2 separate regions of the Homo sapiens genome follow, and region 2 is linked to region 1. Evidence: read pairs that join two places in POLR2A ChIA-PET (ENCODE). Cell type or tissue: OCI-LY7. All regions are shown on one strand. Region 1 overlaps POU2F1 (POU class 2 homeobox 1). Region 2 overlaps CD247 (CD247 molecule).

Region 1 (4,000 bases):
ACTGACATTTTTACAATATTGAGCTGGCATCTGTCTATACAACTGGCATACTATAATAACTGCACATTTTTAATTACTATTTTTTTTCACTATGTTGCTCAAGCTGGTGTCAAACTCCTGGCCTTAAGCGATCCTCCCACCTCTCAAATCTCTGGGATTATAAGTGCGAGCCTCCATGCCCAGCCATGTCTTTGTTTTTAAATAAAGTTTTATAATTTTCTGCCTATGGAACTTGCTGTATTTTGATAGATTTATTTTCAGGACTTTGTATCTTTTAAGTGTTTATAAATAAAATCTTTAAAAATTGTTTTCATTTGGAATATACAAAGACAATTTTATTATTATTATTATTTTTTGAGACAGGGTCTCACTTTGTTGCCCACACTGGAGTGCAGTGGCAGGATCATGGCTCACTGCAGCCTCGACTTCCCTCAGATCAGGTGATCCTCCCACCTCAGCCTCCTAAGTATGTTACTTAGTACTGGGACTATACTGTTACTAAGTAGCTGGGACTATAGGCACGTCCCACCACGCCTAGCTAATTTTTCTTTTTCTTTTTTTTTTTTTTTTTTCTTGTAGAGGCGGGGTTTCACCATGTTGCCCAGGCTGGTCTCTACTCCTGGGCTCAAGGGATCTGCCCGCCCTGGCTCACGCCTGCTAGGATTACAGGCGTGAGCCACCCTGCCTGGCCACAAAGGCAGTTTTAAAGTAGATTTTGTGTGCTGCATCCTCATTAAACTCTCTTATTCTAATAATAAATTATTAGATTCCTTAGAACATTCTGTACACACAAATCACCTGCAAAGGGTTTTATTTTGTTTTTTCCAACTCAGATGTTTTCTTTTTTGTCTTGTTTTGCTGGATAGGCCTTGGAGTATGATAGAAGTAGTAGTAGTGTTACCAGTGGCAAATATCCAAGTTTCACAGCATCAAATGTGTTACCGGTAGAAGGTATTTGAGTCACTGGCGGCAAATATATACGGGTCTGCAGCAACTTCAATTCTTGCCTCCTCAGAAGAAAGAATTCGACTGAGGGGCATAAGGCAGCAGAAGAGACCAAGGCAAGTTTCAGAGCATGGGTGGAAGTTTACTTACAAAGGCTTTAGAACAGGAAAGAAAGGAAAGTACACTTAGAAGAGTCCCAAGCAGGCACCGAGGTCAAGTGCAGTGTTTAACCTTGATCCTGGGACTTTATAGGCTGGCCCCTTTCCCATGATTCTTCCCTTGAGGTGGGCTGCCCACATGTGTAGTGCCCTCCTTACCCTTGGGAGGTGAGCAGGCGCAGTGTGTTTAGGAAGTTGTAGACATGCCCATCTGAGGTTTTCTTCCCTTTTCTGGTGGTGTGCCCCCAGAAGGTCATATTCCGCCATTTTGTCTCTTAATGCACATGCTCAAGAAATTACTTCTCCCTGGTCCCTGCCTTCAATTAACACTTTAGCACAACAGGTGTGGACCATTAGGAAATGGCCTTTCCCTGAAGCCGGCTGCCAATTTATCACTTAGGCAATATGAAAACTGCCAGACCATCACCCGACATTCCTAGTGGGCAAGGGAAGAGCCCTCTGCCCTGCTCATGCCTGTCTACCTATTGTAACAGTAACTGGCCCCCTTATCTTCTTCTTAATCTTAAAGGAAATGCTTTTAATTTTTCACCATAAACTATGATGTTTATTTATTTTAATGCTTATTCTTTATCAAGTTAAAGAAACTTGTATTCCTATGCCAAGATTGCCCCCCCTCCCCCACGCCTCCCCCCCCACCCCCCCCCCACCCCCCCCCGCTTCTTTGTGAGACGGGGTCTCACTTTGTTCCCCAGGCAGGAGTGTAGTGGTGTGACGTGGGCTCACTGCGGCCTCAACCTTCTGGGTTCAAGCAGTCCTTCCCCTCTCAGCCCAAGTTGCTGGGACTACAGGTGTGCACCATCACGCCTGGCTGATTTTGGTATTTTTGGTAGAGATGGGGTTTCATCATGTTGCCCAGGCTCATCTCAAACTCCAGAGCTCAAATAATCCACCTGCCTCAGCCTCCCAAAATGCTAGGATTACAGGTGTGAGCCAGCACACCCAGTCCTTATGCCAAGAATTTTTATCATAAGTGGATATTGTATTTGTCTAAGAGTTTTATGCATCTTTTGAGATTTCTATATGATTCCACCCCGCCCTTTATTGAACTTGGTGAATCTTATTAATTGATTTTTTTTTTTTTTTTTTTTTGAGACAGAGTCTCACTCTGTCTTCAGGCTGGAGTGCAATGGCGCTATCTCGGCTCATTGCAACCTCCGCTTCCTGGGTTCAAGCAATCCCCCTGCCTCAGCCTCCTGAATAGCTGGGACTACAGGCGCACATCACTACACCCAGCTAATTTTTGTATTTTTAGTAGAGATGGGGTTTCACCGTGTTGGCCAGGATGGTCTCGATCTCTTGACCTCGTGATCTGCCTGTCTCGACCTTCCAAAGTGCTGGGATTACAGGCATGAGCCACCGCATCTGGCCTAATTGATCTTTTTTCTTTTCTTTTTTTTTTTTTTTTTTTTTTTGAGACGGTGTTTCGCTCTTGTTGCCCAGGCAGGAGTGCAGTGGCGCGATCTCGGCTCACTGCAACCTCTGCTTCCCAGGTTCAAGTGATTCTCCTGCCTCAGACTCCCTAGATCTACCTTAGCCATAATATTTTATATTAGTAGATTAGGTTTGCTATTATTATTTAGTATTTTTTCATATATGTTTATGAATGAAACTGGCTTGTATTTATATTTTTCACACTTTATCAGGTTATGGTATCGAGGTTATGCTGGTCTCATAAAATGAGTTAGAAGTGTTTCTGGTTTTGTTGTTCTCTGGAAACGTTTGTGGAGGATTAGAATTATTTGTTCCTTGAATTTTTGGAAGCACTTGGGTAAAATCAACAAGGCTTTTTATTCTCTTGGGAAGATTTTTACTTACCTACTAATTCAGTTTCCTTAAATGCTGTGGGACTCTATGGATTTTCTATTTCTTCTTGAGTCAGTCTTGATAAATTATATTTTCTATAGAGTTATTCATTTTTAAGTTTTAATTGTATTGACATGAAACGCTTCACAATATATTCTTAATCTTTTTATTATCTGCAGCTTTTTTTTTTTTTTTTTTTTTGAGACAGGTTCTGACTGTGCTGCTCAGGCTGGTCTTGAACTCCTGGCCTCAAGTAATTCTTCTGCTTCAGCCTGTCTAGAGTGCTGGGATACAGGCTTGAGCTACTGCACCTGACCTGCAGCAGTTTTTGATAGGCCTTTTTGTTACACTTAAATTGTTTGTTTGCTCCTTCTCTCTTATTTTCTTGTTCCATCTTACCAGAAGTTTATACGTTACAAAGTGACAAGATTCTTTTGAAAGAACCAAGTTGGTGTTTCTATTATGTGGAAGTTTTTTTTAATGGTATTCATTATTGGTCTTACCTTTATTATTACCTTTCCCTCTATTTTCTTTGGATTTATTTATTTCTCAGTGCTCTTATCCTTATCTTCTCTGTACCATTTAATAGTATTAAACCACTCCATCCTTGTAGCTTTCTCATCCCTGGCTCCTGAAACACACTAGACTTTTTTTAAAAAAAAAAAAACTATTTTTGTTTTAGATGTAGGGGGTAAATGCACAGGTTTGTTACATGGGTATATCGCCTGATGCTGAGGTTTGGGATTCTAATGATTCTGTCACCCAAGTAGCAAACCTAGTACCGTAGGTAGTTTTTCAGCCCTTGCCTTCTCCTTCCCTTCCCCCTTTTGGAATCCCTAGTTTCTGTTTCTGTCTTTGTGTCTTATGTGTTTAACTCCCACTTAAATGTGAGAATATGTGGTATTTGGTTTTCTGTTCCTGTGTTAATTCACTTAGGAAAATGGCCTCCAGCTGCATCCGTATTACTGCATGGATTTTGTTCTGTTTATGGCTGCATAGTATTCCACGGTGCATATGTACCATATTTTCTTTATCTAATCCACTGTTTTGGGCACTTGGGTTGATTCCATGTC
Region 2 (4,000 bases), 110 kb after region 1:
GACTGGAAGAAATTACAGCAACTGTTAGCAGTGGTTTCATCTCTGGTTTGTGAAATTATGGGTGATTTAAATTTTCTTTATGCTTTCCCTTATTTTCCAAGTTCCATAGTGTATAAGAATATGTAATTTTGAAATAAGAGAAAATAGTCGGCCGGGCGTGGTGGCTCACGCCTGTAATCCCAGCACTTTAGGAGGCCCAGGCGGGCGGATCACAAGATCAGGAGTTCGAGACCACCCTGGCCAATATGGTGAAACCCCATCTTTACCAGAAATACAAAAATTAGCCGGCTGTGGTGGTGGGCGCCTGTAGTCCCAGCTACTCAGGAGGCTGAGGCAGGAGAATCGCTTGAACCTGGGAGGCAGAGGTTGCAGTGAGCCGAGATCACGCCACTGCACTCCAGCCTGGGCGACAGGCTCAAAAAAAAAAGGAGAAAATAGTCAAAGTACATTTTTGATGCCTTGTATTAACCTCCCTTTTGTGTCCCCCACCCTCAAACCTTAGTTGCACTTTAGGTCAATGAATATCTAAATCACTCTGCATTCTTCAGGCACACAGCAGCAGGAGGGAGGTGTGCCTGATAGGATGCTGGATTAAAGATTGGTTCTGACCAATTCACAGAGTATAGGATGCCCACAGGAGGAAAGCTGAATATTTAGCATGGTGTAAGTCTCATGGGACTTGGCCACTGTCACAGGCTAACTGATGCCCAACCTGCATGGAGCCCAGGCCCTCTCCCCACCTGGCTCTCTTCAAGCTTAGGAGGCTCCTCATCCCACTCAGGGTTTAAGATTCTCCTTTGATATTCTAGGACATGGACCAAGTTGGGATTTAGGGTTGCTCTTGGGTTACCAGCCAGCGTCCCTGAAGCCCCTCCCAAAATGTCACTGGGGCCCTGTGACCATAGAAGAGGCCTCTGTGGGCCACACAGTGAGTCCAGCGATGAAGCCAGACCAGTGTGGTTTAGGGAACAGGCCGCAGCAATGGGCAGGAACTCTGGCAAAGCTGTGCCTCCTATGGCTCTCCTCGACACAGAAGTCACAACCCAGGTTGGGGACCTAGGCGTCTCTGCATGTGCCTGTGTAGGAGCCTGTGTGTGTAAACAAGTGTATCTACATACACGAGAACCCAAGGGAGAGAGCTGCACAGGGGGCCTGCCCTGGTCTAAGCCAGAAAAGGAGGAGAACTGTTCCTTTTGGGGGCCGATCCCTGCTGGGAGAGGTGTGCCAGGGTTCCCGCCGCTGGGCCATTTCCCCCACCTGAGTTCTCTCTACAATGTCCAAAGAATGGGACCAGTAAAAGGGGGCCAGGGCAATTCTCCCACCCCCTGGAAAAGTCTGCCCTCCCTCCCTGCAGGCCTGAAGCCCTTCCGGCCCTCATCCTCCCCTTCTCCTGTGTCATCCTGTCTTCAGACTGATACACTCCTTCCCTCTGGTTTTCCTCTCAGTTGTCTCTTCCTTGCATTTCCCTCCTTAATTCCCTCCCACCAGCCTTATTTTTTTCTCCATCATCTGTGCTTGCTCTTCCATCTTTACTCTTGATAGCCTCATTGCCTGTCTCCTCAGATAGCCTTGGGTGCCAGGTTACCTGGCATCCCTGGCCCTAAGAATTTGGGGACTGCTTCTTTTGCTTGATCCAGCTCTCTCTGGAGGATGGGCAGTCGCCGGGCCATCCCAGGAACCCTTCCTGGGTTCTGTTTGTGGCTTTTCTGCGTTGCCACTGAGCATGGGTTGCTCTCGGCTGGTTAGCATAGGAGGTCACACTATCTGTTCTGGTGCAGGAATTGTCCAGGGAATTACAGTCAAGGCTGCAATGTGACCTATGGCCTGGGGCCAGCAAGCCTTTCTTAGTCTCCAGGCAGGCCAGGTACAGACAGCAAACTCAGAAACCCACGATTACATTGGCTGTCCTTTATATTAGCACACCAGGATGCACCCAATTAGCAGTGCTCATTCCTGCCTCCCTTCTGACTTCAAATACCTAAAGCCCCTCATATCTGGAAGCAGAGACCTGAAAAAGTCATCATTTCTTTTTTTAAAAGGAGAAAGGGAGAGGGAGGCTAACACACATACACTTATTCACAAAAAATAAAAGATGGTTTCATGGAGTTAGTCTGCTGGGATATTTAGAATCTAGGTTTGTAACTTGCATCTCCTTTCTCTTGATCCTACATTTCAGCCTCCAATTTAGTGGGAACTTGAACTGAACTGTGCTAATTTATTACTTGGACACCAAAGAGTTATTATTTTGTGGAGGAAAATCAACTTTGAACATTCAAGAAAAAAGACCCCATTGTAATGATTGGTTAGAATTTGATCTGGATCTACATAGATTCATTTTCTAAAACTATTCAATTAAGGATAATGTCAACCTATTGCCTGAATTTAAATCAGCGATTCATTTGGCTAATGAATTTTCCTTTTTCTGTGAGTACCGTGTCCTACGAATTTACAGGGGATGGTCAGAGAAATGGTGACAAAGAAAAGGAGGTTTGTTTGTTTTTAATGTTTTGTTTGCTGACTTAAAAAGCACACAGCCCTGGAAATGGCCTTCTCATTACTCGAGACAATAAAACATCCCAGAAATCCTGACACTGGCTAATAAGACACATGCCTTTAATGACAGCCTCAAAAAGAAGCCCCTACGGTGGAAAGTGTTGTGTGTTTGATTGCGCTAGTTTTACCATGGAATGTGCCAGTTGTGGCTGGAAGTAATTGTCTTTTCAGTGGACAACAATAAAACTGTTTTTAAGTTCTCTTCCTTAGTAAAGCCTAATTTATAAATGGAAATAAGAAGTTTCTAATTTCCCCCAAGCAGATGCCACTCTCCTTGAACTAAAATCACCTTGGGATTGCAGTGGAGTCCAGCATGAAGATGCGGTTTTCCTGCGTTTCCAACTCAGGCTGATTGAAGGCAGCTTATTTGTTTCCCCAAACACTTGGCTCCAAACACAGAGGGCTCCCTGCTGAGTGATGGGTTCCTAAAAACCTGTTTTTCTTCAGGGGAAGATGGGTTTAGTTCCAGTTCTGAACATCTCTAGGGGTTGCTTCCTCCAAGAACGGCTCAGAAATAGTCCCCTAAGGAAACTCCATGGGGAGAAGCTTCCCTCAAACTCAGGACTGGCTGCTTTCTGCTTTGGACAAGGATGCTGGCTCCCAAAACAGGGGCCCAAATAACTTGAATTCTCAAAAGCTATTTTTATCTTTCTCAGCCCCCACTCCTATTCTAAAAGTAGAAAGCTGGGGAAACAGGGTGAGTAGAAGAAGAGGGGTACAAAAAGGATCTACAGAGAATTTTGCCTGTAGTTTTTCTAGCTCTGAAATGCCTGGGGACAGAAGATGACAACACTAACTTGAAACTTCAATTGTCTCTGTTTTAAAGGCAGACACTTTTAATTAGACAAAAGCAAAGGGAAAGAAGAATAGAAGTACAGTTACCGAAAAGGCCCCAAGATCGCACTATTTATCTGCAGTGTGTGCTCTGTAAAAAACAAAAACAAAAACAAAAAACAAATAACAACAAAAAAAAACTGCAGCAACTTTTAGAGAGCCACATAGTATTATTCCAGCTCTTTCTTCCCCTCTGTCTCCATTTTACGTTTATTTCCTTTTTATTGGTTTCACTATCTCTTGCTTTTTCTCTTCTCCCTCCAATACTCAATCTTCCTGTCCATATATTTATTTCTTTCCTTCCTTCCCCACCTCCTTTCTTCTCCTTCAGAGACCTATCCAGACAGAGAATCATGTGTTTACAAGCCTCATACACAGAGTTGTTGGAGAAGGCGCCAGCCCCCTCCCCACCACCCTGCTAGGCCAACCTGCCTCCAGTGGCCAGTCCCTTATAAACTGGAGATCAGTGAGATAGAAAGTCACTCATAGATGCCTTCCACCTTCCTTTTTTTTTTCTTTTTCTTTTTTTTTTTTTTTTTTGAGATGGAGTCCCGTTCAGTTGCCCAGGCTGCTGGAGTGCAGTGGTGATCTCAGCTCACTGCAACCTCCACCT

Evidence for each region. ChIA-PET counts read pairs that join two places held together with the same protein. Peaks named below come from ENCODE experiments on the same cell type or tissue, not always from the same donor. Only the 100,000 strongest peaks of a DNase experiment are listed, where the experiment ranks them.
Region 2: POLR2A ChIA-PET joins it to region 1 with 5 read pairs; 2 of 35 experiments call an interaction of 5 or more read pairs at or near these places.

Annotation. Positions count from the first base shown.
Region 1 is chr1:167,355,610-167,359,609 of GRCh38, forward strand. All of the region lies in intron 2 of POU2F1 (POU class 2 homeobox 1), which reads left to right. Among named protein-coding and RNA genes, the nearest start is that of POU2F1, 140 kb to the left of the region's middle. In OCI-LY7, no CTCF peak of the experiment used is centred here; DNase peaks (open chromatin) are centred at 582, 1,032, 1,362, 1,902 and 1 weaker place; H3K4me3 peaks cover 2,729 bases; H3K27ac peaks cover 4,000 bases.
Region 2 is chr1:167,461,419-167,465,418 of GRCh38, forward strand. All of the region lies in intron 1 of CD247 (CD247 molecule), which reads right to left. All of the region lies in intron 3 of LOC101928512 (a long non-coding RNA gene), which reads left to right. Among named protein-coding and RNA genes, the nearest start is that of CD247, 55 kb to the right of the region's middle. In OCI-LY7, no CTCF peak of the experiment used is centred here; no DNase peak of the experiment used is centred here.